Regions from separate parts of the Homo sapiens genome. Here region 1 is linked to region 2. A link is a loop called in an ENCODE intact Hi-C map of the cell type or tissue named here. Cell type or tissue: gastrocnemius medialis. All regions are shown on one strand. Each heading gives the region's core, and the rest is flanking DNA. Links, peaks and the distances in the headings are about the cores only. Region 1 overlaps STAC (SH3 and cysteine rich domain). Region 2 overlaps STAC (SH3 and cysteine rich domain).

The links. Hi-C counts contacts between places; a loop is a spot of excess contacts. Peaks named below come from ENCODE experiments on the same cell type or tissue, not always from the same donor. Only the 100,000 strongest peaks of a DNase experiment are listed, where the experiment ranks them.
Region 1: it touches region 2 in a loop (2.2-fold over the local background); 1 of 110 quality-filtered maps calls a loop at or near these places.

The regions. Positions count from the first base shown.
Region 1 is chr3:36,395,115-36,412,158 of GRCh38, forward strand. All of the region lies in intron 1 of STAC (SH3 and cysteine rich domain), which reads left to right. All of the region lies in intron 2 of LOC124906227 (a long non-coding RNA gene), which reads right to left. Among named protein-coding and RNA genes, the nearest start is that of STAC, 23 kb to the left of the region's middle. RefSeq lists an enhancer at 3,405-3,905. In gastrocnemius medialis, for the core only: no CTCF peak of the experiment used is centred there; no DNase peak of the experiment used is centred there.
Region 2 is chr3:36,469,955-36,486,998 of GRCh38, forward strand. STAC (SH3 and cysteine rich domain) reads left to right here. Exons shown (of 11, transcript NM_003149.3): 3 at 13,038-13,138; 4 at 15,023-15,104; 5 at 16,180-16,295. Among named protein-coding and RNA genes, the nearest start is that of STAC, 98 kb to the left of the region's middle. In gastrocnemius medialis, for the core only: no CTCF peak of the experiment used is centred there; a DNase peak (open chromatin) is centred at 7,907.

The DNA.
Region 1 (17,044 bases), core at 5,319-13,318, 74 kb before region 2:
GATTGGATGTGAACTTAATCTTATGGATAACTTTGCAAAGATAGAAACAATGTAACTGACTTGACTGAAATTGCATACTGGGAAGAAACAGACAAGAAAGTTGAAGAGGTCAGATGAAGGTCTTGGAAACTGGGCACAGGGATTTAGATTTGAAAGGTGAGGATAAGAGAAGTCACTAAGGTTGTAATAGTGAAGTGAAAGATGGATTGGCATGGGGAGCACCTAAAGCCAGGGAGGTGAGTAGTCCAGTCTTTAAAAGATGACAGAGAGCAAATGAGAAGAAAGAGAAAAGAGCAGACATGAGAGGAATTTCGATGACAAGTAGAAGTGTCTGTTTCCTCCTCAGGGAGCCATCTTCACAGAGCCTGCACAAGAGGTGGAAGTTGGGATCAGGAGGTCCCTTATCTGGCTAGAGACTACTTGGTCAGAGTGAATGACCAGAATACATGAATAGAGATTCTAAGATCCGAGCCAGAAATGAGGAGACAAGGAAAATTCCAATGGTGGGGTGAGAACCAACAGAGCAAAAGGGGCTAATGTTAGCAGTTAGAAGATAAGAAGCAGGATGGAATGAGGTACAAACAAAGTCATCAAGAATTAAAAGTGTTAGTCTCACTGCTTATGGAAGCTCTTCTCTTCTATGTTGCTTGGTCCATGTAGGTTATCAGTCAACCTTCAGTCATAGGGACTGACTGTCAGTCCCAGTAATCTACATTTAAATCTCCTCATGTAGCAAGAAGATAGCAGCAAGGGCCAGAATCATCCAACAAGAAAACACATTGATTTTTGGCTTCTATAAGCATCTCTCCACAAAGTTTAAAAAAAAAAAACAAAGGTGAGAGTCAAGTAGAAAGACATTGGATTAGAATAATTTACTTCAGTCCTAGAGTCTTTCTGGTACATAATATTTACCTCTGCGATAGAGAAAACTCTCTGGTCATAGTTTTCATCATAGAAATTTATTTCCTCCTCCTCCAGTTAATCTTATTCTAAAAACACAATGGGAGCCCCACCCTGGAATTCAACAAGCTTAGAGATTTTCATATTGATTTCTTTTTTTATATTTTGTTTTAGCAGATATTGAACCAAAGTTTTATCAGGCAGAGTATACATGACTTAGATATACATATGAAAAATTAATTATAAATTGGATCTCTGTTTATTGAACAATATTTTTCTACTAGTTTCATTAAAAAATTTGAGATGAAGTTTCTTGGAAAAATAATATTATAAAAAATAATAAAAATCACAGGATACAAATGCAATAAATCTTTTACATCAGATTTATGGTTGAAAAATGCTAGGGATAATTTTCTGATAACACATTATTACTACTATACAAAGTTAGTCACTACTTTTTTCCAGAGTTCCATATTTTAGGGGAAATTAGTGCTTTCCATCTCACAGAAGTACAGGGATGCTTCATTGGAATGCTCAGGAAAGGAGTCATCCGGGAGAATCAAGCCATACTAATAATGGGGGGCAAGAAAATGTTCCAAGCATTTTTCCTGTTGATAATTTTGCTTGTAAATCTTTCTGGCTTACATTTCCCTGCTTTTAAAAGCAGAATATACCAAATGTAATTTCATTCCCATATAATAACAGCGTTGCAAATGCTTTGTAAATTTCAAAGCAATTTTATCGTTTTTATAATTTCCTTCTCCTAGTTACTCAGAATCACTCTTCTGAATGCCAGTTATTGAACTTATTATATGTAGGGTAGTTTTTTCCTCGCACTAATGACTCTATACTGCTGTTCTCTCCTAGTTCTTGTGTCTGATTCTTACATTTTACTATCTCCTCCCACACAGAGTCTATCCCTCTCTCTAGTCTACTCTAAGGCTTCTAATTTGCTTCTGCTAATTTGCGTTTGTAGTGGAAAATAAATCACCAAACTAGTTGGAGTTTTTTGTTCCTCAAAACAAAATGGACACTGAGCCTAATGGACTATCAGAAAAGTAAACACGGTTTTGTCTTTTAGTGTTTTGTGTTTTGTTTTTGTTTTTTATTTAGTGATTAATCTGGTAGTTCAGACTTTTTGTTTATATTTTCTGATTCTTGGTTATGTTTCCTATAAGTCTTTTTGTCAGATACTGAGTTCCTGATAGATTTGAAATTTCTTAACTCTTGTTTAGAAGACAAATCAATTAAGCTAAAGTTGCTGGTACTGACTTATTTAATTAATACATTTTTGCTGGTTGCTTAATGTGTTGATCAGTTTACTGGTCATTATTTTCGATGGATCTGACCTTCTAATTAACATTGAAGAAATAAATTCTCAAATATAAGATTTCATTATTGTAAATATCTGAGTGGATCTTTTTAAGCTGCCATATTGGGCACTATCTCTTCTATTCAGTTATATATACTGTAAGTGAAAATGATCAAAATAAATGTGTCATGAATATGTTGCATGAGACCAAAAAAATAGCAAAAGAAGAAAAATCCAGTTTACAAAAATAAAGCATACAGTTTATGCTTCTTCCCATGAATACAAGAAAGAACATGATGTAAAATCAAGAGGCCTCATGTCAGACCACCACTCAGACTACTGAAGCCTCCAAATTGTGCAGATATTTAATCATTGTGAAAAATCTTCCTTCCAGGAGGAATAACTTCAATCCACTTTGGATCACCCAAGTGCTCTTAGAATTTCAAGGATTTTATGAGCTTGTCTGAAAAAGCAATATAAGTTGTTTCATATGTTATTTCTTTGTTCGTTCTTGTGGTTAGGATTATTTTGGCAAAGTTTATTTCATAGATTGCCGATAGGATGACTTTTGCATGCAGCAGGCAGCAAAAAAAAAAAAACCTAAGCTCAATTTGTAATACATTATAGTGTTGATGATGGGAGATATTTAAAACTTGTGTCTGAGGAGCCAAGAGCAAAATGCCAAGCCATCTAGCTCCATGGCAGGATCTTTCCTGGCTCTCAATTGGACCTTCACTGGTAAGTTTGTCCATAGCCTGGTTGGACAGCTAAATGAAGAGCCTGAATCTAGCTCTCTGAGCCCGTGCATCTGGTTCCCAGACTCTGGGCAGCAGCTGTGAAACAGAAGGAAGCTCATGAAGAGAGCAGCAATTTGACCTCATCCCCTGATGGTCAGACTAAAATGTTACCTGCCAGTTTATGAGCTTTGTAGTAAGACTATTTTACTGCCATCTATGAAGGTATGTTAAAAAAGAAAGAAAGAAAGAAAGAAAGCAAGAAAGAAAGAAAGAAAGAAAGAAAGAAAGAAAGAAAGAAAGAAAGAAAAGAAAGAGAGAAAGAAAGAAAGAGAGGTAAAGAGAAAGAGAGAGGGAAGGAAGGAAGGAAGGAAGGAAGGAAGGAAGGAAGGAAGGAAGGAAGGAAGGAAGGAAGGAGGGAAGGAAGAAAGGAAGGAGGGAAGGAAGAGAAAAAGAAAGAGAGAGAAAGAAAGAAAGAGAGGTAAAGAGAAAGAGAGAGGGAAGGAAGGAAGGAAGGAAGGAAGGAAGGAAGGAAGGAAGAAAGGAAGGAGGGAAGGAAGAGAAAAAGAGAGAGAAAGAAAGAAAGAAAGAGAAAGAAAGGAAGGAAGGAAGGAAAGAAAGAAAGAAAGAAAAGAAAGAAAGAAAGAAAGAGAGAAAGAAAGAAAAGAGAGAAGGAAGGGAGGGAGGGAAGAAAACAGTCACCCATCAGATCATATCATCTGACTTGAAGGAGCCTCCTTCTGACATACAGGTTGCTGTTGCTGTGGAAGGTATTGAGTTCAGATTTTCTATCATCCCTTATTCCTCACCTCTAGTTGAGGTCTCTAAAAAGCAGAGCCTGAGGTTCAGAAGCATATAATTCATGGAAGGTGTGCTGTCAGGAGAAAACCCTAGGTAGGATACAGCAGGAGAGAGGGCTGAACAAGAATGTGGTCTCACGTGAAGTCTTACCTTGGCCTGACCCACATGGGGTACAGAGTGCACCAGAGTTGCCCCTCCCTTAAGGAAATATGGCAGGACTTTTTTTTTAACTTTGTGTCAGCTAGTCTTTGGCTCTAGAAATGGAAGAGGGAGGGGAGTACAATCTCCCAAAGGGGACAGTTCCCATTAGTTGAGGGTGATTCTCTAAAGGAAGAGAGATCTGCCTGCCAAAGCCACTGGGAGACAGGGCAAGGGCCCCAACAGGGAGGGTCTGGATTGGGCACCCACAGCACCCTCTACAGTGGGTTCCTGTCTGTGCCTCTTTAGCCAGAGCAGTCGTTTCCCTTTTCCATGCTCCAATATTCGGAATTTTATTACAATTTTTGCTTCAAAAGAAGAGTGCTGCATTTGACAATGGGTTGATAGACACCTGACATAAGTCTATAAGGGCTTTTGGCCCTAGGAACTGGGTGGTTACCCCTAGCACGACACTGAGTAACATAGCAGAAAGTGTGAACTATAGATTTTCAGGGAGGGTGTTTCCTCTCAGAAAACACCATTTGGAGGGGAGGGATAGCACTTGGCAAGATTTCATTTGGCCAATTTAAAGTGCTGAGTGATGGAGGACAGGTGGCCCAGCTGCCCTGCTCTCCTAAGACAGCCTTAGTGATCTTGTCCCCTCATATGGCCATCCTTCAATCTAAAATAACTCAATTTATTAAAAAACCATGGCTCTAGGGTAACTTACTCGAGAATCTTGGAAAAATTTCAATTAAATTGACTCATATACATTCAGTTTTTTAAAATGGTCTCCCAACTGACACTGAAGTCATAGATAAATCAAAGCCCAGATCTGGAGTCAACCTGGATTGTGCCTCAAGGTTAAGCCAGCTTTGACCAGCCACTGCTAATTCTACGACTTAGGCAGCCCCAGGCAAAATGGAGGCACTCATGTGCAAGTGCTTTGGAAAACACTGAAGGAAATTAATAAATGGAAAGAAAGGATTAAAGTACTTAAAAGGGGGTGGGTTGATGCCCCGGTCGAAAGAGGTACAAGCAGTAAAGTAATAGTGAGTGACCTGTGGAAGCTTTCCTGCTCAAGACCCAGCACTAAACACTTTGCTTTCAATGTCTCATCCCCTGCGAGTTTCTCAGTTTCACACAGGATAAGTAGTTCGTTGTCAAATTCAGGTCACCTGACTCCCAAACCTGGGCTACTATGTTTCAGATTCAGATAGATAATAGAGAGATAAATGGATAGATACAGAGATAGAAATATATAAATAGACACACAGCACTTGCTGCTCAGCTACTGTCAAATGGTCATTTGTCCACGTGTTATATAACTATTCGAGAGCCTTAATGGAGCATTCTGAATCTCATTTCACTGAAAATATAATGTAAAGGAACATTTGAAATCATCACAGATAACCCCATGATTTTAGGGTTGAGGGAACTGAGGCTCACAGAGCTTGAATTATTCTCGCAATAACACACACATACTACAAGCAAAATCCACAAGACAGAATATTTAGACCTATACGCTGGGTTGGGACATTCTATAATGACCTTCAAGAATGTTATAGAGCAGTTGGCTGCAAACTGAAGTGCATCAGAATCACCTAGAGGGCCAATTGAAACACAGATTATTGGACTTCATCCCCAGAGTTTCTGATCTGGTAGGTACTGGGAGAGAGCTGAGATTTTGCAGTTCTGACAAGTTTCTGCTGATGCTCGTGCTAGTAATACAGAGACCAGACTTTGAGCACCACTGCCATAGAAGTAAATACCTACTCTGAGTGCCTGTGATATCCATCCTATTTGTTTATTGCTTTGACCATAATTACGTGCAAGTGTTCTCTTGACCCAGGCTTGTCTGTAGATATTCCCTTCATATGAAAGGGCTCCGATTATAGCCTCTGTCACTCCATGGATGGCCAGAATTAATTCATGTAGCAAGGAGGAAAGTGCCAGGACCATAATGGGTTAGTCCAACCTTTCATACACCATCCCTTCTTCCCCAGCTGTGGACTTGGTTAAAGAAGGCAAAGGATGTCGGCTTCATATGGCTGAGATTAGCTCACTGAAACCTCCCTATAATGTTTTGTGTTTATTTTGAAACTACTCAGGAGTCAAGCCTCTAAAAATGTACCTATGTTTACATTTTGGAGTCACTTTTTGTGGAAAAGAGTCTCCATTCCTTCTGGAAATAAAGGAACAGATGGTCAGCCAGGTCATGAAAGAGGCAAAGGGAACCTCCCAGCTATGCATTTCCTTGGCAGGGATTTCACATTGAAGGACACACTCTTGTTCATCCACAGCATGAGCCTGCCTTTTCCAGTATATTCTTAGAGGGTTTCTTATGCTCAGTAAAATGCTCATTCTTTTAAAAGTCATTAACAAAAAGGCAATGAGTTGCTTTATTTCCAAAACCTTGCAGAAAGCTACCTTAAGGACCTCGATAGAAAATAACCAGTGTGTCAAATTGGAACTATAGTTAGAAATGCTGCAGGGAACCCAAGGAAGCCCGCACTGGCTGCTTTAGGAACTTGGGTAGAAATCACACTGGAAGAGCTGCAGCCATAGACAGGATTCCCCAGCTGCTGTCCTTGGGCACCTGGGAACCTGCTTCCTCCCTGTCTACTAGCAAGACAGAAATATGAATTGTTTAATGAATTGAATCACAGAAGGCAGAGCCAGATATATAATTTGCGGGGCCCAGTGCAAAGGGAAATCGGAGCTCCTTGCTCAAACATTTTGAAGAAATTCAAGACAGCAATAGCAAAAAGCACTAAACCAAACTTGGGGTCCATCTAAGTGCTGGGCCCCATGTACCCACACACAGATCTCATCCACGAAGCAGGTCTGCAGCATGATCATCATGGCACAGTTTGGCAGAACAAGAGAAAGGGAAGGGGAAAGGGGATGGACATTTCACTTGGACTTGCTGTGCAAGGTGATTTAGGTACATCATTTTATTTAGTCTCATTTCACAGATGACAAAACTATAGAGGTGGAGGCTGAGAAAAGTAAAGCCGCTTGCCCATGGTCACATGCCTGATATGTCTACACTGAGATTCATTTCTGACTCTAAGTCCCTGTTTGTTTGTTTGTTTGTTTTTGTTTTAAACTTTTCCACATTCATATTCCTGAAGCAGTATTGGCTTGTAGGAAAAGCTCTTACATATGTTTTTAACTTCTATTCCCTACAAAGCCAAAGAAAGAGTGAATAATGTAATGAATAAGATAATTAGAAAATGGTCCAAATCCTGGTATAATGATAATAATAAAAGTAGAAACAAGACATGGAGGGGAAGAAGAAGGAAGGAAGGGAAAAGGGAAGGGAAGAGCGAGGAAGAAGATGGGGAGAAAGAGGGCGGTGAGGAAGAAGGAAGGTGAGCATGTGCTGGACAGTTACTACATACGATCTTGTATGCATTATTCTGTTTAATCATCACAACAACCCTCTCAAAGAAGCCTTGGTTTTGTGCCCACTCTACAGATGCAGAGCTAGAAGCTTACAGCACTTAGTTAACTTGCTCAATGCTAAAGGCTCAAGATTTCTGTCTAAACAACATCTAACATTAGCCTAGGAAGTCACCCAAAATGGATTTAAGGGCTAGGCAAGGGAACAGAGTCCAAGATAATTCTAGACTTCAAAAGTTGTAAACTGCAAGAAAATAATAATAATAAACAGAAGGCAGCTCTATACAGGAATAATAAGAAGGAGTATAAATGAAAACATTCAAATTCCAGAGTAAAAGCCTCCATACATTGGCATTTGTGGGAGTCTCCATCCTGCCTGCTTGATCCCACCCACGTATCCTAAAGCAAAGTTGGCCTGTCCGTCTTCCCACCTCAGATGGATTCAGGGGAATTATCTACTCAGAGTCTTATCTGCAGAGGAAACTCATTCTAGCTACCCATATGATCAAGCTAGTTATTCACCCTTAAATATGAACAGACAACTAAAGCATAAACCAAAAGGACCACTGTGCACAAACCAAACAGCTAACCCAGAGAAATAAGACGTAACACAAGGATTATGGCTAGCCTTGAAAACTTTCTAATTGATATCTTCAGAGAGATTCAAGAAGTATTGTGACCATTTCAAAGGAACTGTTTTTTATTTCTTTTAAAAAGGTACAATCAATGCCTAGGAATGAATTTTTTGGAAAAATCAGATTTCTGTCTAATTTTTTTGTCAGTTACAATAAGTAATTTAAAAACAATCAATGCAAGGCCTGAAAAATAGAATGAACAATTCTGAAGACTGAATCAGATAAATGAAAGATAAAGTTGGAAAATCTCCCAATACATAGAACAAACGACAGATAATTAATAAAAGAAAGGTCTTGAAATATTGAAAGTTGACACAGGTCAACCAGTCAGTCATCTCCACTGGGAAAAAAACAGTTTGTTTTTTTTTAATTCTCAATTTTCTTCTATTTTTATTTTTAATTATCTCTTCACCTCCATTTTAGTGGAAAATTTTTTAATAGAAAAAAATTTTAAAAATTCAGTAGAAAAAAAGTTATATGTTCAAATTGAAAGGACTCAATAAGGAATGAGCAATGAAAGTAAAATAGAAGTGCCACACAGTAAAAGCAAAAAATGTAAAAATGATATGTGAAAAAATGAAAAATAAAATGGAAAGAATTCTGCATACACAATTAGTAAAATCATGTGACATTTATAAACTACAAAAATAGATAAAATCCTTAATATTTCCAGAAATTAAGAAACAGGTGACCTTATCATGATGAAACTCAGAGGGGCATCAAACTGAGAGTAAAAGTCAAGGGTGCCATGGTTTCAGATTCTGAGCAGAAAGTCTATTCATTCTGGAATCTGGAATCCAATACTGAGTCATTTGAATGACTCTGAAAAAAACAAGTCATCAACATGTCTCCCAAAAGAGCATAGATAGAAATTAAATCCTGGATAAAGCACTAACAAAGCAATTTTGCACAGTGACTCTGACTTGAAAGGTATTTTATATTTTATCTTGTAACACAACTCTGTATGCTACAAGCTCAAAATACAAAACACAAATTCCATTAAATTCCTTTACACCAACAATACCTATGACACACCTATGAATATCTCTAACAAGAAATATGTAGGTCCTATGTGAAAAAACATGCAAGCATTATGGAAAAACAAATAAGGAGATCTAAACAAATGGAAAAACATGACATTTAGATGAGAAGACTCAATATTGTAAAGATGTCAATCACCCTAAATAAATATGTAAGCTCAAGTTGATTCCAATCATATACCAACAAGTCTTTTTTAAAATGCAAATTGACAAATTCAGTCTACCATTCTTCTGAGGAAATTAATGGCAGATTACTTAAACTTTCTAAGGCACATTCTCTTCCCGTGTAGTATTGGGATCATAATGAAACCTATTTCAAAGGGTAATTGTGAGAATTAAATGAGATAATACATGCAAAGCACTTAGCACAATTACCAGCTGATAATAGCACCCACAAATCTTAGTTTACATCATATTATGCTCATGTATATAAATACTCATATGTATGATAATGTTCATGCAGCAGTATTTATAACAGCAAAAATTAGTAAGGCCTCAAATTTCTATCAGTATCATAATTATAATGATTAAGTACAATATACTATATCCCACAGCATGGAAAAATATTATTAAAATTTGTTATGAATATGCCTATAATCTGACATGAACAAAGAAAGTCACAAAACAACATGTGTACACATTCATGTAAAAAATATATAAAAATTGGTAAATAGATGATAGATGTTTTTAAATAAAAGTAAATATATGTTAGTAAGTTCACAGAAATGTTTCTGGAATTATACGCACCAAACTGTTACCAATTGTTTGTGTATAGAATACAAAGATTGATGATATTATAAATTATATAATATACAGCTATTATATATTCTTTATTATAAATGCATCTATTAGGTTGGTGCAAAAGTAATTGTAGTTTTTGTCATCACTTTAAATGGCAAAACCACATTACTTTTGTGCCATCCTAATATATTATCTGAAAAATTTAAAATATCATACGATTCTTGTTTACTTTAAAACTATGAAATAGGAAAGGACAGTGTTTTCAGGTTGTAGTTGAGCTTCAGGAGATCCCTGTGCCAGCAGGGTCGCCCTCAATGAAGAAGGAGGCTTGCACCAAGCTGCTGGCCTCACCTTGGGGCCACCCATGCTTAAACCCGAATGCAAACCCCTCAGCCACCAATTCTCTCTTCAGCTTTATCTCCATTCCTACCTGAGCTTGCTACCCCTGACTTACTGTGCCACACTCCCCAAGTGTTCCAACCCTCCACCATGTGCTCTGAAACCTTGAGCTGTGATAATCATGCTCCCTTGTATTATGAGGGTGTTCACAGCTTCTCTGTCTGATGAGTCACTGAGGCCAGGAGTTCCCGAAGACACACAGCTTCCTGCAGCCCTCCCCAGTGAAAGCTTCTCCCAGCACTGTACCTCCAATTTTATGGTAGGAAGGTGGAGAAGGATCTCCTTCATCATCTAGGGCTGTCGCTTGGCAGTTACTCCATCCCCAGATACACAACTGATCGCTATTTAAAGACCCTGCATGATCTAACCCTTGCCTCCCCGTCAGCTCCATATATGATATAGCTAAATCCCCAGCCACACATGACAGTTCAGCAACTGTGAACTACTGAATCCATCATGTGTTTCTTGCTTCCATTTCTTTGCCCTTCTAACCAGATCTCTTCTTTCTTCTTTTAGAGACAAGAGTTTTGCTCTGTCATCCAGGTTGGAGTGCAGTAACATGATTATAGCGCACTGCAGCCTCCAAATGCCTGGGCTCAAGCAATTACTGCTTCAGCCTCCCAAGTAGCTGGGACTACAGGCGCATGCCACCATGCCCGACTGCTTTTTAGTTTTTATTTTGTAGAGATGGGGTCTCACTTTGTTGCCCAGGATGGTCTTGAACTCCTGGATTCAAGCAATTCTCATGCCTCAGCCTCCCAAAGTTCTGGGATTATACGCATGAGCCACAACAACTAGCAGATCTCTTCCTTCTGACCAGAAGACTGTTTCGTATTTCCCCTACTTCTTGCCCCCTCTATTAGCATGGTCCCAGTAGTGCTTTAAGACACAACTTTGATCAGGAAACCTTTCTCTTCAACCCTCAGCCCCCTCCCCACCCAGCAGCCTGGGTTAAATGGCCTGCTTAGGTCTGCTTCGCTGCACAGACTCTGAGATGGAGAATCACATGCAGGTAGTTTCTGAGAGGCACTTTTGGGAACAGGCCCTGGAAGACACCAGGGAAAGTGAGAATGGGCTAAGGGAGATGTTAAACTGCAGTGCAGTTACAGCAAAGGCCTTGGTCTATTGCATGAGGAGCTCTGAAGCTGGAGTGGTCCATCAGAGTTGTTCCAAATTGGCAAAAGAGCATGGGGCCTATACTCTCACATCTACCAGCTGTGCCTCCAAGGAAAGGACATGGTCTTGATTGAGGCTGCCCCATTCACTGCGAACCTGCAGCCAACAATGCTTCAACAGCAAGGGAATAAGGCTGGTGATCTGGGCTGTGCACCACAGCTCCCGCTGCGTGACCGTTCTCTGCACTTACCAGCATGTGTTATAATGTGTCAGTCTTCCCTCTAGACCAGAGCTGAGCAAGCTACAGTCTGCAGGAGAAATCCAGCCCACTGCCTGTTTTGTAAATAAACTTTCATTGAAACACAGCCATGTTCATTCATTCACACATTGTTTATGGTTATTTTCATATTATAATGCAGAGTTGAGTAGTAGTGACAGACTATGTTGACCTGAAAGCCTGAAACAGTTACTGGCTAGCACTTTACAGAAAAAGTTTACCAACTCCTGCTCTATTATCTTACACAATATTCACTATTGCCTGGAAATTAAGTTTTAGAGGAATAATCAATGAATTAATGTATGGATGAATGAATCACATGGACTTGGGTTTCATTCTTGGCTCTGCCACTCAAAAGGTATGATCTTGGGCAAATGGATTAACCGCTCTAAATTCACGTTCCTCATCAACAAAATGAGACCTATTACTTCCTTTCTAGGGTTGTAGTAAACATTAAATGGAAAAGCGTATGTAGACTAATAGCACATTACCTGGCACATACTATATGTTCACTTAAGTGGGAGCCAGTAGGTCTATTCAAAAAGTTATGTTTTACTTTAAGGCTGAAAAAGGCTGAATTATGTCCGTCTTCCCTTTATGAGTAGGCCAGATGTTAGTAGTGCTTGTCTTATCAAAACAAAACAAGAAACAAACAAACCAAAAAAAAATAGATAAACCTTTAGCACCTGCCAGAAACACAAGGCCTTTCCTGCTGCGTAAATATGACAGACAATCCTGGTGGATCTCAGAGGTATCATGCTTTATATTTCTGGCCCAGATCCTAATTAATTGGTAGAAGCCAGATCCCATAAATGAGAAGTGCCAAAATTTAAGGATGATGACTAATTTGTCATAGCCATTCAGAATTCCATTTCATTAGCAGGTAGAGCCATGCTTTGGGCCAGCCCCAGAAGATTGTCTCCAAAGCAAGATTTCCAGAGGCACCAGTCACTGCACATTTGATGGGGCTTTTAATGCTTTTATATGAGCCACTTTGTTAATGACATTGTATTTAGCTAAGGTAACACTAGACGCTATTAACCTCCAAAGTTCAGTGGTTTAGCACAAAGAAGAAGTTTATTTCTCATTCATCCAACAGTCCAAAGTGGGTGTATTAATTTTCTATTGCCATATAACAAAAACACCACCAATTTAGCAGCTTAAAGCAACACAAAGTTGTTATCTCACAGTTTTTGTTTGTTACAAGTCTGGGTATAGGTTAGCTGGATTCTCCCTTAGTATCTTATGAGGTGGGAATTGAGGTGTCAGGATTTCAATCTCATCTGAGGCTTGGAGTCCTCTTCCAAGTTCACTGCTTGTTGGAAGAATTCACTTCCTTGCAGCTGTATGTCTGAGGTCCCAGTTTTCATGTTAACCACAGTCCAGGAATGTGCTCAGTAACTAGAGGCCACTGTAGGCCCTTGCCACATGGCCCCCCTCCTCTCACAACCTAGAAGCTTACTTCTTCAAGGACAACAGGATAGTCTCACTCCAGTCAGCCAGGGTGGACTCTTGTATACAATAACAACGTAGCAATCATCACAGTGACTATCCCATCACTTTTCCCATACGATGTAAGCTAATCAAGGGAGTTACTATCCCATCCTCTCCATAGGCCCTGCCCACACTTTAGGGGAGGGGACTATGTACTCCTGCTCCCTTAAGTCTTTGTTGTCTTCTTCCTCCTCTTCTTATACCCTTCTTTCTGCTCATCTCCTCCTACTCCTACCACTAGCCCAGTTATTGTCATTCTCCACCAGGGGTCTCTGTATGTTTAGGAGACCCTATTGTTTGCCTACCCCAAAGCCACTTATTCCTCTTTTTCCTTTCTAATAAAATGCTAGTATTGCTCTGATATCCACTCTACTCCATATTACCATATTCTCAGTCCAAACATCAAAGATGCAAATCCTGATTGGTTTAAGCAATCATGGTTGTTACAATTCTGGCCGATGAGACCTGAAGGAAATCTAATGGTGAGGCTCCTGGAAAAGGTTTTCTAGACTGATTAGAACACATACAAGAGAAAATGCCATCATTCTTCTGCTTCTGAATAGTTGCAAACAGGCAGCCATTGTTTGACCATGAGAGAAGCCAGATTTAAGGCTGGAATGAGGAAGGCAAAGTAAAAGAATGGAGAGAACCTGAGTCCTTAGTGATGTCATTCTGCTGCTGAACTAACTGTCCCTAGAGTCTCTCTGCATTAAGACCTCTTGTTGTATCAAACAATATTGTTTAGACCAGGTTGAAACTTGGTTTCATATACCTCCAGTTGTAAACACCTAAATGATTGGGTGGATGGTGTATCAATTTTTAATTGTGATACCCTCCACAGAGCACAGCAAAATTATGCAAAATATTGTGGTACCCTTACTTCACATAATATAGTGGGAAACATTAATGATGATGATGATAATGATAACACCAGCAACAAAGTAGACAGAAGCTGCCTCTGGTAAAGGATTGAAGTCAAGGTCACAAACATGAAATTTGCAAAATCAATTGCCCCTGATTTTCCTGAACAGCATCTAGAAGTATATAAACGTGGGTTTGACATATTTTCTATAGTCTTCCAGATTTAGCATTATCCAGTTTGAAAACACAGAGTAAGTGTGCCAGTGACAGACTTGAGAGAAGCTGTTAATGAGTTGATATTAAAAGCTTGATTGAATGCCCCTTTCCAATCCAAATCAGTGGAGCAGAGTAGTCCAAATCAGAATTTTGTTGATTTATGCTTAACAAGGTTGTAAGGAGGTAAATAGAATTCATGCTCAGGCTCCATTAGCATTGGGTCAACAGTCGATATTCCCAATATAAAAATGCATTCTCAGTGAGGTTTGCTTGTTTTCGTTGTTGTTTTATTTTTGCCATAACCATGCATCCCAGCCCTATGGATGACGTGAACTGAGTGGTTCTTGACCCAGAAAACCAAATGAACTCTTGAGGAATCATGTCCATCAAAAGTTTAGTTGGCCTGTAGTGCTGAGAGCAACACAAATGATTCTGCACAGTGACACTGACTTGAAGATATCTTGTATCCACTCCATCCATCCACGTGCATCTTGGGGAAAAATAGAGGAGGCAAGTCATGCATTAAATTATCAAGGTAATATATTTCAGGTAAGTGGCTCCATAAAGCCAAACAGAATGAACATTCTACTGGCAGTGTCTAGAGAAATCCGTCAGCCTTATATTTCTATTTATGTAAATCCAATAAACAGATGAGGGAAAGCTAGGGCATTTTGCAGACCTTGAGAGGAGATTTGTTCATGTTCATCAAGTCATATTGCTTGGAATAGGTTAGCAGTAGGTCTCTACAAGAATGGAGTTTTTATTTTCTTTTAAAGGTGTATGGAAATGAGAATCTAAGCCAAAGATCATCTGGAGTGGCCTATTTTTAGAGAAAGTGATTTGCTGAATTTGTCATTCATCCCACTGTGAGCCATGGCAGGCATCAGTAGTAACAGCCAGCTCTTACAAGAAAAATCTTTCCATTCTTGAAAAGCATTAAAAAGAAATGTTATCATTACAAAGGCAGGTGAGACAGGAAGTGAGGGAATAAGAAAATGTAACGCATTTTCTGTGTATTTGTGTACATATTACTATATATATAGATTTACTAGTGTGTGTTCGCCTGCTCATATGCTTATCAGTGCACGAGTGTTAAGTTATGTGTTTCGTGGGTATGTGTGTCTATATCCCATGCTCTGTGAATGTAAGTAATAATAGCTAACTAATGTTTATTGGGTTGATACTGTGCCTAGACTCTGTGCTAAGAGCTTTATGAGGATTCTTTCTTTAAATTATCTCAACAGCCTACGTTTTCCATTCAACAAAGAGGCTAATAGAACTATTAGAATCAGAACCAAAATTTGGATCCCAGCAGCTTGACCATTTTGGGCAAACAGCTCCCCAGGGCCCACTGCCATTGATCAGGTTGCCGTGCTACATGCTGACTGTATTTATATGCGTGTTTGGATATTTTCTGTTTGTTTTGGAGAAAAGCTTAAAGGATATCCGTTCTTTTTGCTGTCTATATTAAATAAGTACATTTACTCAGGCTGAGACAATTAACCAAACACACACACCCATATTCTTGGTAACATATTGATGTATTCAGCAGCAAATTGAAATTGAAAAACTAACATCTGAGGGTGTTTGTAATTCCTGATTGATCTTTGTCTTTATCTTCAAATATTATATGTCTCATAATCCACTTAGTTCAATCTGGTGCCTTGCCATCTGGCCTCTGGCTCATACAATCAGTTTGTGTGATGTTTGGGACTATACATTTACGGGATTTGAACTCTCTTTATACCAGATCTTCACATGGATGTCTAATAGTCAACACAAAGTTAACCCATAAAAAGCAACTGCCCAATATCTATCCCCTTCATGTATCAGACATGCTTCTTCACACTGTCTATCATCTAAGTAAATGGCCACTCCCTCCAATGGCAACTATAGAAACCAAAAAACCTGGACTCATCCTTGGCTACTCTCTTTTCCTCAAACCCCACATCCAACCCACTAAGAAATCCTGTAGACTACAACTTCAAAATATTTCCAGAACATACCACTTCTTACCATGTCCACTGCCATACCCCTGGCCTAAGCCATCTTCTGTCTATAGAAATGCTGGTTCTTTCTATAAGTCATAAGTCAGTACAAATCTTTTTAATAGTCAGGTCTCTTAGAGTCAAGTAATGATGTTCTATAACACTGAGAATAAATCTAGAGTCCTTATCAAGAATCTGCATATGTAACTTTATCTGTATCTTCTGCCTCCTCCTCTCCCTCTCCTAGTCTGCTCCAGTCATTGAAGCTCAACTCCTTGATGTTCCTCAAACACACAGAATATATTTGCATCTCAGCTTGAGAAAATGACCAGGATCAAAGAGTGCTGGTGGGAGAAGTTCCAAACTGACTCTTAAAAGAAGTGCTCAGGAAAGGCAGGGAGTATTTTGCCAACAAATTGCACCATAGGAATTAAGACCATAGCATCTAAGCCCAGGAGAGACTGTTCTTCCATGATGAGGTCTTCAAGAGACAATGATGAGAGGTCCCCAGGTTGTAGGTCCCCTAATGGAGATTAGACCAAGGGTTGTAGGCTGTGAAGGCAGCACATATGTCCTGTCATGAGACAATATGAGTGGGTCACGAGCATGGCTTTTGAGGTCTTAGGAAACCTAAATTCCTGACTCCACCACTTCCTATCAGCATGTAACTGGGGGCAGTCACTTGGCCTTTCTGAGTCTCAGTCTCCTGATATTTCAAAATTTTGCAGATTTAACTTCTCACAATAATATTTTGGATTTATCAAAAATCTACATATGCCCATGGGAGTATAGCATATATGTGCTATACCAGTTAAATATATTAACTGTACAAGTTAAAGATAATTTTGACTAAAAGTAACAGACAGAAAAACCTAACTTACAATAATTTAAGCAAATATGGGTCTGTTTTTCTTACATAGCAAGAAGTCTGGAGGTGGGAAGTGGCTGTCTTAGTTCAACTACTCAGCAAAGTCATGAAGATCT
Region 2 (17,044 bases), core at 4,199-12,198:
CAATTTTGCATTCATATCCTGTATCATGTTTTTTATTTCTTTAAGTTGGAGTGAACCTTTCTCTGGTGCCTCCTTGATTAGCTTAATAATTGACCTGAATTTTTTTTCTGGCAATTCAGAGATTTCATCTTGGTTTAGATTCATTACCAGTGAGCTGGTATGATCTTTTGGAGGTGTTAAAGAACCTTGTTTTGTCATATTACCAGAATTGTTTTTCTGGTTCTTTCTCATTTGAGTAGACTATGTCAGAGGGGAGATTTAGGATTCAAGGGCTGCTGTGAGATTCTTTTGTCCCACGGGGTGCTCCCTTGATGTGGTATTCTCCTGTTTCCCCTAGGAATGGGGCTTCCTGAAAGCCAAACAGTAGTGATCATTTTTGCTTTTCTGAGTCTAGTCAGCCAGCAGAGCTACCAGGCTCCAAGCTGGTACTGGGGAGTATCTGGAAAGAGTCCTGTGACGTGATCCATCTTCGGTCTTTCAGCTATGGATTCCAGCACCGGCTCCAGTGGAGGTAGCTGGGGAGTGAAGCGGACTCTGAGTCCTTGGTTATGTTTCTGTTTATTGCACTGGTTTTGTGTTGGTTGGCCTCCAGCCAGGAGGTGGCACCTTCAAGAGCACATCAGCTTTCATCAGTTTTTCATGTGTCAGGGAGTCTGTAGCAGTGATCCAGTTTCTTCGAAAGGTCTATTGATTCTCTCAGCTTTCCTGGTATGCTCCTGTGGTAGTTCTTAGAGCAAAAGTTCATGATGTGAGTCTGCACAAGCTGCTGTCTCCCCAAGTGGGATCTGCAAGCTAGTCCTGCCTCCTGTCTGCCATCTTCAAAATCTCCCATTTTAAATGCTATCAAAAATGACTGCCAATGATTTCTCCCAAGAGGCTGATCTTGCCAGATTTTGAAGTTCATGAAGTATGGCCAGAATTCTTGATTTGGTGCAAAAATTTTCACGTTACCTACTTTTATGTTTAAAGTGAACTTTTATAAAGCAAGGATCAACTTAATTGCTTATAAATTAAGATATAAGGGAGGAATTTGGAAGTTGTTTATAGTGGAGAGTAGAGTGCTGTCTATAGACCTGTTGTATTAGTCCATTTTCATGATGCTGATAAAGACATACCCGAAACTGGGAAGAAAAAGAGGTTTAATTGGACTTACAGTTCCACATGGCTGGGGAAGCCTCAGAATCATGGCAGGAGGCAAAAGGCACTTCTTACATGGCAGCAGCAAGAGAGAATGAGGAGGAAGAAAAAGCAGAAACCCCTGATAAACCTATCAGTTCTCGTGAGACTTATTCACTATCACAAGAATAGCAAGAGAAAGACCAGCCCCCATGTTTCAATTACCTCCCACTTGGTCCCTCCCACAACACATGGGAATTCTGGGAGATACAATTCAAGTTGAGATTTGGATGTGAGCACAGCCAAACCATATCATTCCACCCCTAACCCCTTCCAAATCTCATGTCCTCACATTTCAAAACCAATCATGCTTTCCCAACAGTCCCCCAAAGTCTTCACTCATTTCAGCATTAACCCAAAAGTCCACAGTTCAAAGTCTCATCTGAGACAAGGCAAGTCCCTTCCGCCTATGAGCCTGTAAAATCAAAAGGGAGCTAGTTACTTCCTATAATGGGGGTACAGGTGTTAGGTAAATATAGCTGTTCCAGATGGGAGAAATTGGCCAAAACAAAGGAGTTAAGGGCCCATGCAAGTCCAAAATTCAGTGGGGCTGTCAAATTTTAAAGCTCCAAAATGATCTCCTTTGACTCCAAGTCTCATATCCAGGCCATGCTGATGCAAGAGGTGGGTTCCCATGGTCTTGGGCAGCTCTGCCCCTGTGGGTATGCAGAGTACACCCTCCCTCCCAGCTGCTTTCATAGGCTGGCATTCAGTGTCTGCTACTTTTCCAGGCACACGGTGCAAGCTGTCAGTGGATCTACCATTCTGGAGTCTTGAGGATGGTGGCCCTCTTCTCACAGCTCCACTAGGCAGTGCCCCAGTAGGGACTCTGTGTGGGACTCTGTGTGGGGTCTCCCACCCCACATTTCCCTTCTGCATTGCCCTGGCTGAGGTTCTCCATAAGGGCCCCGCCCCTGCAGCAAACTTTTGCCTGCACATCCAGGCGTTTCCCTACATCTTCTGAAATCTAGGCGGAGGTTCCCAAACCTCAGTTCTTGACTTCTGTGCACCCACAGGCTCAACACCACATAGAAGCTGCCACGGCTTGGGGCTTCCACCCTCTGAAACCACAGCCCAAGCTCTACATTGGCCCCTTTCAGCCATGGCTGGAGTGACTGGGACACAGGGCACCAAGTCCCTAGCGTGGGGGCCCTGGGCCCGGCCCACGAAACCACTTCTTCTTCCTGTGCCTCCAGGCCTGTGATGGGAGGGGCTGCCATGAAGACCTCTGATATGCCCTGGAGACATTTTCCCCATGGTCTTGGGAATTAACACTGGGATCCTTGCTACTTAAGCAAATTTCAACAGCCAGCTTGAATTTCTCCCCAGAAAATGGGTTTTTCTTTTCTATAGCATAGTGCGGCTGCACATTTTCTGAACTTTGATGCTGTTTCCCTTTTAAAACTGAATGCTTTTAACAGCACCCAAGTCACCTCTTGAATGCTTTGCTGCTTAGAAACTTCTTCCACCAGATACCCTAAATCATCTTTCTCAAGCTCAAAGTTCCACAGATCTCTAGGGCAGGGGCAAAATGCCACCCAGTCTCTTTGCTAAAACATAACAAAAGTCACCTTTGCTCCAGTTCCCAACAAGTTCCTCATCTCCACCTGAGACCACCTCAGCCTGGATCTTATTATCCATATCGCTATCAGCATTTTGGGCAAAGCCATTCAACAAGTCTTTAGGAAGTTCCAAACTTTCCCACCTTTTCTTGTCTTCTTCTGAGCCCTCCAAACTGTTCCAGCCTCTGCCTATTATGCAGTTCCAAAGTCACTCCCACATTTTCAGGTATCTTTTCAGCAATGCCCCACTCTACTGGTACCAATTTACTGTATTAGTCTGTTTTCATGCTGCTGATAAAGACATACCTGAAACTGGAAACAAAAAGAGATTTAATTGGACTTATAGTTCCACATGGCTGGAGAAGCCTCAGAATCATGGCGGGAGGCAAAAGGCACTTCTTACATGGCAGCAACAAGAGAAAATGAGGAGGAAGCCAAAGCAGAAACCCCTGATAAACCCATCAGATCTCATGAGACTTATTCACTATCACAAGAATAGCACAGGAAAGACCGGCTGCATGATTCAATTACCTCCCCCTGGGTCCTTCCCACAACACATGGGAATTCTGGGAGATACAATTCAAGTTGAGATTTGGGTGGGGGCACAGGCAAACCATATAGCCTGTGCTTTATCTGAGGTCATGCCTGATCACAGGTGACATACCTGAGTTAGCTATGTGCAGTTCAGCCTAAAGAATCTGGAAATCATGACCTCAGGAAAATCACTATGGGGAATTGCAGATGATACACCCTCTAGCCATCACACCACTTACTTTTGCATGGAGATGTATGTTTTCCAAAGAGACGGCCCCTTCATTTTCCCATTTTGTGCTCATGACAGCCTTTCTCAGATGCACAGACTGAGGCTCAGAGATCAAGTGCCTGGTTCAAAGTCTCAGAGCTGAATACTATTACCTAAGTTTGTTGATGCCTTAAGCATGACTTTTACCACTCCGCCATGGTGTCTTTATAAACTATATATGTATGTACATACACATACATATTCACATATGAACACCCAAATATAATATAATTTATACATAGAGGTTTTAAAAATTGGTAAAACTGTTATCCTACTTTTTTTACTTCTGTATTCCTACATTTGAACTTCGTCACCCTGGCTTCACTCTTCGAAGCTTTTAAAAGAATCAACAAAGCCGAGAACATTGTTTTTATTAAATAAGGACTTTCATCAATATCATTTTAAAAAACAAAAATAAGCCCCTGAATAGGTAGGTGTGTGACAAAACTAGAAAGAGCAGCATACACTTACATTGGCTACTGCATCTGCACCTTTAACTTCTAATATGTTAGTGATAGTGTATGTAATCACCAGCTTGGAGGGCTTAGCAATAGCGTGTGCATGCTACATATTTTCAAAGGCCTATACTGGGCTGTAGTATATATAGTGGGCTGTAGAACCTTATAGGAATCTATTATGGGTACCCACATCCCTACAGCAGCTGGCCACCCTGAAAATTCCTGTTCACATTTGTCAACTATGAGACCCCATATGTAACCCATCACAAATGTGATGAGAATCACATTTCTCTTCCAAAGAGACAAATGTCCCTTCCAAAGAGGGTATTGGGCCAGGATAGTTGCAGCCCCAGAATCTTCTAAGGTAAACTTTTGGCACCTGCAAACTCTTGCTACTTCTCTCTCAACTTCATCCTCATTGACCATGGTTACATATACATATTTTAATTTTATCTTTATCATAGACAGTGTTGAGAGACCCACAGATGCCCTTTCACTTTCAGTGGAAGAAATCTAGACCAGAACAGAGTAGAGATCTCTCAGCGTGCAGATGGCTGGCAGAGGCAATGAGGAGAAGGGAAGTGAGCTGGGCTTCAGAGTTGTGTAGACCCAGACCCTAGTCCTGTTCCTGTCCTCACTAGCTGCATATTGTTGGGCCTTCATACACAACCTATAAAAATAAAGCAATGGAAATGCCACACAGACTGCTGAGATCATAAGAGGAGAGAAAAGTTTCAATATGAGCTCCACAGCCAGTGAATTATATACCCATCCCAACTCAACATTTATTCATTCTTTCCAATGAAGTTATCTATTATCCCTACTTCCCTGTTATAATAATATTTTAACTATAAAAGGTAATGTTCTTTTATTAATAAAGCGAGGAAGCATCCAGGAAATTGCCTAATGGTGCATAAGAGTTCAATCATTTTTAATCCCTTCCTACCTTTTTTCCTTCCTATTCAAATGTAAGAATACAGAAGTAAAAAAGTAGAATCAGGATGAAAATTCAAGTTTCTGACTTCTCATACAATGGCTTTTCTCGTGTGTGTGTGTGTGCGCGCGCGCACGCATGTGTGTTTGTATATCCACTGACAAACTCTTTCAAACTTAGTTTGATTTTTTCCTCAATTCATTTTTTTTCTTTCAAATTACCCTTTGTCTATATGAGAAGGGGAAAAATCATGCTCAGTGGCTTCATTTGGTTTAGCTAGCTTTGTGTGATTTCAGAATCTTAGAAATTGTCTCCACATCATTACTTCACATCAAAGAGAAGTAGCATGTGAAAGTAATGAAAATACATCATGTTATTTTTTTTTTTAATTCTACTATGGAGCATTGACTTCTTCAAATCATCGTGATTTCTTAGATTTTGAAGCCACAGATTTCAATAATGGCACTAAGGATGTATAATTTATGCATTCCTTTGATTGTGGAACTCAATATTCCAAACATGTGATCATTCAGGCCATTATTTATGTGTTTAGTCAGTTGCCTTTGCATTGAATCACTACATGAAACTATGGCTAAATTGTTATGCTTCCACACTCCTATTATTACATGTGTTTAGGTATATGATGGCAGGCATTTCTGGGTTATATATGTGAGGTAAAAGCAGTAACAGAAATCTGAAGCATCTGTCAGGATAACTAAGCATTCACAGAGGCTGTCGTGGGTCACCCGGGGAGGCATGGTGAAAACTCATTCTATAAGGAGGAGGCAGAGGCCAACACAAGCTATTAATAGGGAGAGAAGTCCACAAGCAAAATTATAAAGGTCAAGAGGCACAGCTAACTTAGTTCTTGTCCAGATAGATTTCAACATCTACTTTGAGGAGAGTAGGAGGATATGAAGAGCCAGTAGCAGAGACAGAGAGAGTGGCTCCCAGAATCAGCTTTCAGCCAGCATCCTAGGTCAGGCAGGAGTCTGATGGAACAGTATCTGGCCTGCACTTCAGGGTACCTGGGAGGTTGGAGAGTTCTAGATGCAGTCACATTAGAACATTGGAATAAAAAGCAAGGCTAGCCAGCTGGAAGCCCATACATAAAGACCTGTAGGCAGACTTGAACCTGGTGGTCATGCAGGCCTCCAGGAGTCAGGGGCCACGTAAAGAAGTCCATGTCTTTCCATAGAATTAAAGGGGCGAAGCCCCAGTATTCTCTTGGCCTGGACATTTGTCCTGCCCAGGCCTGGGTAGGCTAATCTTTCCTGATGGACAGTGATGTACTTTGTACCAAGCACTTCACTGACCACAGGGACCCAGAGGTAAAGAAACCACCATTTCATGTCAAGTCCCACATAATAGAAGAGGAGATGTCCTGTTGTAATAGGTGCTCTGAGAACGATGAGGGGACAGAGAAGAGTGGTGGGTTCCCTGTGGAGGGAAGGAGGGTGTGTGTGCAGGAGGCTTTGGAAAGTACTTAGAGGTGGTTCATAGAAAGTAAGACTGTTTACCAGTCAAACAAGAAAGGCAGGGAAGGCAGCATGAGCCGCCCTCAAGAGGCGTGACCCAGCCACCCTTACCAGAAACCATAAATGATCTGATAAAGCAAAGGAGGAACCCAAGGTTTCATGTTGAAAATGAAGCAAGGAAAGTAGGGAGGGGTTGCATGGTGGAGACCTGCTTCAGTGATCTCCATGTGATTCTGTTTCTTCCTTGTGTTAGTGTATATTCAAGGACAAACCGCTGATGAATAGAGCTAACTGCATTATTAGGCCTGTTTTTATTGTCTAGCACCAGTTTTGTTATAGCCTTTAGTTTAAAAGTACTGACTCTGTCATCATTATTACTGTTTGCATCATCCTTAGCCCTTAAATTCCTCTTGTCTGCCTTGGCACTGAAAATTATCCATTGCTTTTGCTCTCCTCTCTCCAGCTTTAAGACCCTTCTGTGACATGATCATTTGACCTTCTCTGGGCTCTGCACAACTTTTGATGCAGGCATCCCTCACAGCCTCCTCTCCGAGCCATGCCCCTGTACTGGTGGACGTTGAGAGGAGTCCAATAGCTAAACCTGGAAAAGCAGAGGCCTAGAAATTCTTTGGACTATCTTGCCTGTATTTACCTTAGAATCACTTATAGATACTTTATATAATCTAAGTAATATTTATGGACATTTCTATATATGTAGTTACAGATTTTTAAAAAATTTTTTCTTAAATCATAGTAAAGAGTCTTTTTTCTCTAATTTATACTAATTTCATCAAATAAATTATAGGACTAATTTTATACTTGTGTAATCTGGAAGCAGACTAATTATTAACAAGAATTTTAACTGTTGTTCATTGTTGATCTAAGTACTGTACTGATTACATTTCTTTTCTTATACAAGTTTATGTTTACTCATTCTCCAAATTATTTTTGTAGTTAAGTAATCTCAATAGTAAATCACCATTTTATCCTGTTTTATCTTTAACTCTGACATTTATGAAATTGGATTGAGGATTAAGCAATGCTTCAATGGCAAAATCTTATCAAAATGAGTCCAGCCAATTATTTTACAGATATATGTAATTAATTTCATTTTTTAAAAAAAAAAAGTTGATGCATGCTATTTAGTGTAGTAGGTTCAGCCACCAGCACTGAGAAAAGCTTTTCAATATTTTCTTCCAACATTTATGTACAGATGTCTTTGTGCTCCAATATTTGGCTCTCTGTGGACAGCTTGCTTAAGCATAGTGGTAAATGATACCACGCTCATAAAAGAGCCCACTGCCTACCTCCTAATCAGTGTTGTATTGGATTACATTGATCCATTCCAAACTCTATTTGAACATCGTGACTAAAATTTTTAATAATTTTCAGCTGTAACTCATAAAACTGTTTTAATTTAGCCCAGAACTTCAAATGCCCCGGGAAGAACTGATGACTTATGTGATGAGCTAGCCCCATGTTTTCGCAACATCTCCGTATCCAAAGAGCCACATCATTCCAAGGGATGACTTGACCCTGTTTCCAGAGACTTCATTTTTTAATCTGCTTTTTGTGACAGTAGTTCATGAGAATAGTTTAAAGGCAGATAGTACTGAAAGTTCTACAACAGAAACTGTCTCGTCCCAGATTCGCGTCTGAAAGGCAACCACTTTTGTCCTCTTTCATTGCTTCTTCTGTCATTTATTTCAGCATTCCTAAATGCTGTGCTTCTGCTGCTGTTTATTGATTTTGTTGGCCTCCTGCTACAGAAGATGAGGGTTGAGCTCTCACATCTCCAGCAACACCCTTTGTTTCTTTCTTCCTTGTTGTCACCTTCCACAAAGAGTCATATCACAATCTTTGCTCCCTTACTTCCATCTTCCCAAGAGTTTTATCACAATTTTGTGATACATGGCCAATTTATGCCCTATTGTGACTATTGTTAACTTCTGATTCAAGTATTGTACATTTCTTACAATCTTAAACATATTTTATTTTTCCTCAAATTAAAAATTGCCTTTTTTACTTCCTAAACATTTCATGTATCTATAATTATTTTTTTCATATGCCTTCACAGATTTGTCAAATGACATATCATATACTCAAAGGTATCAATAAACTTTTATTTATTTATTTACTTATTTTATTGAGACGGAATCTCACTCCGTCACTGAGGCAGGAGTGCAGTGGCACAATCTCAGCTCACTGCAGCCTCTGTCTCCTGGGTTCAAGTGATTCTCATGCCTCAGTCTCCCGAGTAACTGGGACTACAGGCACACGTAACGATGCCCGGCTAATTTTTGAATATTTAGTAGAGATGGGTTTTTTGGCCAGGCTGGTTTCAAACTCCTGACCTCAAGTGATCTGCCCACCTCAGCTTCCCAAAGTGCTGGGATTACAGGCATGAACCACCGCACCCGGCTAGTTTTTGAATTTGTAGTAGAGATGGAGTTTCACCATGTTGCCCAGACTGGTCTCTAACTCCTGGCCTCAAACTCCTGGCCTCCACCCATCTTGGCCTCCCAAAGTCCTGGGATTATACACATGAACCACTGTGTCTGGCTATCAATAAACTTTTAAGTGCTATTTTTTTCCAAGTCTGCTGCCTTACTTCTTTTGACGCTCCAGTGTACAGGTACTACAGAGTTATCATAGTGGGATACCGCTTACCTTTCCTCAGTGTCAGTTGTCAGTTCTTCTGTTATGTACTGGATCTGATATTTTCCTCTGTCTTGATTTAGTCTCTCATTTTTCTGAGTCATATTCTCTAGAAATTTCCTAAGAAAACGTATGTGTAAAGTAAATATTCTGAACCCCTCAAGATTGGAAAATATCTTTATTCTACCTTCATACATGTTAATAATTTGGCTGGGTATAAAATTCTGGGTTGCAAATCTTTTTTTTTCTCAGAAAATTTTAACAGCTTCTGAAATTTCATCTTCTTCTAGTTTCCAAGTTGCTACTGAGAAATTCAATCTTCCTATCATCTATTAAGTTGCTTACCGTATCTCCACTTGCCTTTTATCTTCCAAATATATGTTAAACTCTCATCTACTCTTGCTATTTCTCCCAATAACTTTGTTCTTCAGAGTATATGCTTTGTTTTTAAATTCCTGGACTGTAATTTTAGTAGGGTGTTGGTAGGACTAAGTGGGAAATTTATATGAACAGTCCACCATTGTTTACCCAAAGTTCAGTGGCATCTTTGTTTCCAGGTATTTAAACCCATGCAATCCTTTTGCATAAATTATCATACTATTCTATTAGCAACTCTGAGAGTAGGTAGTACTAGTCCCATTTAATGATTTAGCTGAGGTTCCAGAAATACTAGTAGTTTTCTTAAATTTAAAGAGCCAGACTGAGACAGATTCAAATTTAAAACTATGTTTTTTCCTACTCTACTCAGGCATAAGGGTCACTTGCAGCAATGACTTTGTGATGGGGATCACTAGTGATAAAACAAGTCAGACCATGGCTTCTCCATATCTTGCTACAATAAACTAATGCCACTGCTGTGATGTGAATTATTCCTTTGAACTATTCTCTGAGCTGCAGAACACAAGCTTTCCTCTTCAATCATTCTTGTTATTCCAGAGTGGACATTGAAACATCAGAAACCAAATAATTGCTGGTAGTCTGGTTCATACAAACAGTGTACTACATGTATAAGAACAGACAAGGAAACTGAAATCATGGTGTTTGGGTCTGAATAAAATATATATATTTTAACATATAATGATGCTATTTCAGAGTCCAGCACACAATGAAATAACTTCCTCTTTGAAGCTTTTACTTAAATTCCCACATAGAGCACAAATAGCATTCTCTAATTTGAAAACGAAAAGTAAGTAATTGCTTTCAAAGTCCAGTCTTTTAAAAACATAGCAGTCTTTCAGCTAAGTAGTTATTCTCAAAAAGGAAAAGGGACTTTTCAATGAGTATTTATAAACAAGCATACATGCCCAATAATTTATAGTGTGTTTATGTGTCACTTCAACTTTCTGTGAAGTGATTATGACAGCAGACACACATCATGTTAAATGATGCCATCCTGAAGAAAGTTTTCAGGTAACATACCTCCTGAAGGGTTTTAAACTCTTTTCTCATTCAGAGGTTTGCCTGTTGCTTTTCCAGGTTGCATGCCAGGTTCTTACCCCCCCTTATTTTATCATCCAGTTAGCCCCAACGTCATCTTCATGTAGGTTAAACAACCCAAATAAAAGGAGGAAATATTTAGGACAAGCAATGAAAGAGTGAAACTAGGCAGGACCTTCTCCAACCTGGGGCAAATCTTCTACCACTTGGACCCTTAGGTATCTCATCTTTGAAATGAAATAATACAAATAGATCTTCAAGTTCCCCCTTTCAGCTCTTGAATACTATTTATGCATCGTTGATTAATCAACTTCCACGAATTATCTCAAACCAGCCACCACTGCTTCAGTTCATGAGTGACCATGAAAAATGTTTTCATCAGGCATCATGCTCAAGAGCTGGGAATATCGAGGCAAATTAACAGACACAGTCCTTAGCCTCATTGAGTTCATGGTCCAGAGGGAAAGGCAGACTAAAACAAACTTTCAAATAAATAATAATTGTGATAAATGATGTGAAAGATAACCACAGAGTGTTGGGAGAAAAAGTAAGAGGAAAAGGATAATTTAGACAGGGGTGGGAAATGTTTTCAAGAAAGCTTCATTGAAATGCCAAGAGATCCACAGACTGAGGGGTTGCTAGCCAACTGAAGAGTGATGGAAACAGCATTCCAAGCATATGAAGCAGCATGTGTAGAGAGCTGAGGAATTAAAGAGCTCGAGTATTCAAGGAACTATAAGAAGACCACATGGCTAAAGCATGGAGGGATTGGCCTGAGATTAAGTTAAAGGTGGGCTCCCAAAGCCTGCAGAGCCTCGCCAGTATGATGAGCACCTTATAATACATCAGAAAGGCAGAGAGAACCTGCTGAAAGATGTTTAAGCAAGAAATAGAGATGATTTGATTACATTTTTAAAACATTACCCCACCACTGCACACACATTGAGTTGGAGGAGGACAAAAAGAGATGAAGCAGTGAGACTGGCTAGATGGTGAAGCAATTGTAGAGAAGAGGGTGGATTTTGTAATCTTGGGACATCCTCACTTTGGGTCTGTGGATGGCTGTGCTGTACAGTGGGGTATCTTGACTTCATGTCTCATACTACCTGGACATATTCATTCCTGTATCTCCCCTCTAAAGAGACTTACTTTGTTGAAATCCTGTTGTCTCTCCAGGTTGTCATCTTGCATAGCATTCTACATAATCCATATCTGATCCATGAGAATCACATACTTGTTGGACTCACCAACCCTTTTCCTAACAATCTTTTGGAGTGCAGGCCTTGTTCACACAGCTGTCTCCTCAGTAGGCTGACAGGACCCCTGGCCACCCACGTCTCTTATTTTTAGTTTTTTCCAAGAATGGGTATGGCCACAGCCATATGTCCCACAGACTCACATAGGTCAAGCTGTTAAAATAGTCTCCTTGAAACCCTCTCAGGACTGAGGAGACAACAGAGCACACCCCATCCTTCTCATCATGGTAAAGGAGGAGGGATAAGACTGATAGTGCCTCAACAACTCTGCAAAGAAATACTCTCTCCACTACCTCACCTTTCTTCCTCTTTTCTAATACATGAGATGCTTGGTCATCTAAGAGTGGCAAAAATACATTTTGGCACCTTTTTGAGACTTGCCTGGGAACCTACCATCTTACTTTGGGATATCAGAGCAGATGGCATTCTCTTGTCTGTGACTAGATGAAGGCAGAACACACCCATTTTAACATCCGTCTTAAGCTTTATCCAGCCACTTTCTGAAATAATGAACACCGGTGTGCAGCACCTGCCATCTTCCTGAAGCCCCCACACCCTGCCCTCTTATTAGGCCTCCCAGTTCCTCTCCAGTGCTCCTGCCTTGGGCCTTTGTGCATGAAGATACCAGGATGGCTCTCTGCCTTTTCTTCTCAGCCTTCTTTCTTCTCACTCCATGATAGCACCCTGTCCCAAGAAGCTAAGTGACTCACCGCAGCCACAATTTCATTATCATTCGCATCTTCTTCCTCTTTCCCCAGGCTGGGGTTGGCATCTGATTGAGTCCTCTCTCCCCTTCTTTAGAAGACTGTCAGCCCCACTCTCACACAGACCTGCCCTTCCCCCTTAATCAGTCATTTTCCTGAGAATTTATCCAACGGCTCAGTTCCTGTGATAGAAATACAGAAGAAAATACATCAAATTTCGGGACTTGCACTACTCAGTAAGACACAGAAAAGTAGAATTGAGTAACCTACATGAAAAGCAAAGAAAATGGAATTCACTAGCTTGAATTGAGAGAACAAAGGGCATGGAGGAGGCTTAGAGTTCCTGGAGTAGTGAATAGGAAAGATGGAGATAAACCAGAGTGTATACCTTAGGTAGAAAATGCAGGAGAAAGCAAAAGAATCTACCATATATATTTTTTTTCTATTTTGAAAGCTTCATGAAAAAGTTGTAGGAAAGAATTACCTGGGGAACCTCATTTTCTGTGATTTTAGACTAATCAGCAGGAAATGGCAGGTTGTATCCTAACCAAAGTTTGCCATGTACCTGACAGGAACAAATGCTAAGCATGGACTGCGCTGCAAAGCCTGTAAGATGAGCATCCACCACAAGTGCACAGATGGCCTGGCACCCCAGCGGTGCATGGGCAAGCTGGTAAGGGCTTGTGCCAGGAGTGAGGCCCACACCTCTCTGCTAGGGCACTTGCCTGCTGCAGTGAGATCACCCCCTCCAAAATCCTTCCCTGAAACCCTGAGCAAAGCACCCCAGAACTGGCTGCCAGCTTGGCTTCCTAATTGGCGTAATCAGAAAACAAGGACAAGGGCTTTGTCAACCCAATCAACAATGCCCCACCTTGAAAGGGAGTCAGGGTCATTAACAGAGTGACCAACTTCTCCCAGGTTGGCACTTTCTCAGTTTTAATACTGAAAGTCCCACATCCTGGGTCTGTTCAGGTTTTAAAAGTGAAAGTCATGCATCTCAGGAACCCCCTAAGTCCCAGGCAAACTAATGGTTGGTCACTCTAGTGCTTCCTTGGTGGTCAGCTCAGTGGGTAGCAAGAGAGGACAAGAGCTAAGCCCCCACAAAAGAGGAGAGAGTAATAAATATCTGCACCACTTTAACAGAATCTCCCAAACCAAGGGAGATTGAATGGCCCTTGAGATGGCTGATCATACCATCTCAGGAGGATGGGCTTCAGTCCTGGTGCCACATATTGATTAAGAGGCAATTCAAGCCAGGCACAATGGCTCACGCCTATAATCCCAACACTTTGGACACCAAGGTGGGTTGATCCCTTAAGCCCAGGAGTTCGAGACCAGCCTGGGCAACATGGCATGACCCTGTCTCTACAAAAATTTAAAAATTAGCTGAGTGTGGTGGTGTGTGCCTGTAGTTCCAGCTACTCAGGAGGCTGAGATTAGAGGATCGCTTGAGCCCAGAAGGCAGAGGTTTCAGTAAGCCATTATTGCGCAACTGTACTCTAGCTTGGGTGACAGTGAGAACCTGTCTCAAAAATTTTTTTTCAAAAAGCAATCCAGAGCGCATTTGAGGGTGTTTGAAACTAGGATGGCCAAAGAATTGTAGAAAGGACGAAGAATGTCTACCCTAGAGAATAATTAGACAGGACATCAACAGCTGTCTTCAACAATTTTAGACCTAAAATTTAGAAGAGTAACTCCATTGTCCTTTGAGGCTCCTGGGGAAAGACCTAAGATCAGTGGATACTAAGTCTTAACAATAAAAGATAATGTCTTGCTTCCAGGGTTAGTGAATGCTCCTTCACCCCCTCCCATCACTGACAGTGTAACGACAAGGGACACCACTTTCCAGGAACATTAGACAGGATTCTGGAATTCTAGAAGGGACTGGGCCACCAAGTTCCCATCCAGTAATGGAGTACAGTCAAGTCCAGGTTCTTAGTTTATCTATTTACTCTGATTTGCAATGTCTCTTTTCTCAAACCTCTGCCTCCCCTGCTTCCCCTTCTCCTTCTCCAGTGGTGATTCCCATAAGCCAAGACAGACCATGAAGGAGAGGTCAGAAAAACAGAGAATAGAATCCAGATTACAGAGCAAATGATTCTGGCTAAAGCTCTTCAGATATACAGGAGCTTTTAGGCCTCCCTCTGAGGTCCACTTACCCATGCCCAGGCCTTTTATTTATATTATTTTAACAAACCACAATAACAAACTGTGGTGAAATAATATGTGGCAGTCCACTTGTAATCCAGGAGGCAATGAGGATCTGGGATGCAAAGGAGGCTGCAGTGCACTGCAGGAGGAGGACAGACACGACTGGGGAGGCCAGGGCCAGGACCTTGTTTTCTGGATAGAGTGTAACTTGCTAGTTGCCACTATTCCTCCCTGCCTCTGTGTCCCTGCTGGGATTAAATTGTGGAATTATAGGATAAGTCGGCATGTTAATGGGAGACAGGAGGGTGCTCCTGGAGAAACCAATTGGTTTTATTTAGGGAGCTCTTGTATGGTTTTCTCCATCTCCAGTGACATTAACCCCTTGCCTTCCTCATTCTCTCTCCAGCCAAAGGGGTTTCGGCGTTACTACAGCTCCCCCTTGCTCATTCATGAACAGTTTGGCTGCATTAAAGAAGTTATGCCCATTGGTGAGTTGGGACATTGATGGGTTGAGTTGAGTTTGAAGCAGCAAAGTTAACATTAATGGCTACTGTCCTCCCATGGCTGCAAAACCCGTGGGGTATCTCTGTGTGTTTGTTTGGTGGCTATTTGGGGTATGACTGTGTGTTTTGCTGGAAGGGAAACATAAAGTGGACCAAATTCTCCAGGAATTTTCATCCTCTCCCTGATGAAGCTCAGAAAACACCTAAATCCCAAAGGCTACTGATTAGTAATTCCACCATCAGCAGCATGGTGGAGTGGAAAGAACACGGAGAATGGCTTCCCCCAGACCAGGCTCTAAGCCCAGCTCCCTATTGACAACTGTGTGTCTTTGAACAAGTTACTTGACCTGTCAACCCCCACAAAATGAGAACAGCAATTGCTGCTTTTCATAATTGCTATAAAAAATAAATATAGGTTATTCACCCATGCTTAGTAGGAGCTCAGTGAATATATTATTCTCTAATGCAGATCAAAAGATGCCCTCTATTTATTGATAGCTTTGGCTTGGATTCTTCTCTAACAATATCTTTCAGTTTACTTCTATTATTTTTTTTCTCTCTCTGAAAATCTCGACATCTATTTTTGCTTTTTTTAGGGGGGGCAAGTTTTAAACTAGAAATTTATAAGTTAGAAAGCTTTTAATTAGAAATTAATGAAGCCCAGTAGTGACAAGTTATTTCTAAAACAGTTGCCTCCTACTGCAAACTTTGTGTCTCAAGTCTTTGTACCTTGGTGAGCACAGCCTCCCAGTAGAGGAGATAAAGCTGATCCCTGCAAGAACCTGGAAATCAGAGAGGAATAACGAAAGAGGAAATTCAATCAGGAAGAATTCGGGAGCAGAGTACTAGCTGGTACATGGCAGGACCTGCAAATGGGAGCATGCTGGGTGGGGGTGCATCTGTGAGGAACACTTGGCCATGAAAGCCCTGTCTACCCAGAGGCTAAGTTCCTCTGCACAGAGCCTGCTTCTCAGGCGCTGTTCACCCAGGAGATGTGGTAGGCAGTTGGCTGGGTCCTCTCAGATGAGCTTCCTCAGATGAACTTTCTCTTCTGTTGCAGCCTGTGGCAATAAGGTGGACCCTGTCTACGAGACCCTCCGCTTCGGCACCTCCCTGGCCCAGAGGACAAAGAAGGGCAGCTCCGGCAGTGGCTCTGACTCACCTCACAGAACCTCTGTAATTATCCTCTTCCTTCCTCGGTTTGTCTGTGGTGGTCTTGGGCAGAGCGGGCCTCAGGCACTGCAGTATGGGGTATTCCACCTGACTGCCTCATGAGGGCAGGTCTGCAGGGAGTCAGGCACCTGCCAAAGAGAAACCCAAAGTGCTTTGAGCCACTAAGGATTAACTTCCTGTTGTCAACACCAAGGGATTATTTTACTTTCCTGTCCAAAGACCATCCCCTTGGCCTCATGCTCCTTGACCCTTCCCATGGACCCCCTCTCCTTTACCCTCCCACCAACATTAGATAACATATGAGTCAACATACAGAAATGTTTGGCTCAAACAATGGTCAGGAACTTGGAAATCCTGGCTATTTCCAGTTTTCCGTTTAGCTACATTCCAGTTCAAAGACACAGCTATTTCTCACATCTTTTGTCTTTTCTCTCTAAGAGAGGGCACACCTCTTGATTGCACACAAAAACTGCACTCTCAAAGTTACTTGAACTGTGACTCTGTGGGACACTCACTCTTCCAAGCACCTCTCCTAAGTTCTATCTGACTTAAACTGAGTGTTCCATGCATCTCTGTGACCTGTTATCATCATCTTGTCTCTGGTTGTTTCAATCAGAATTTCTATAAATGCTCCAAGATGCCATACAACTCTGCAGCCCATGCTGAAAGCCACCATTCCTCCAGCAAAGAGGCAAGGACCTTCCAGTTCACATGGCCACTTAGGATAGCCAGCTCCTAGTTTCCATTTCCAT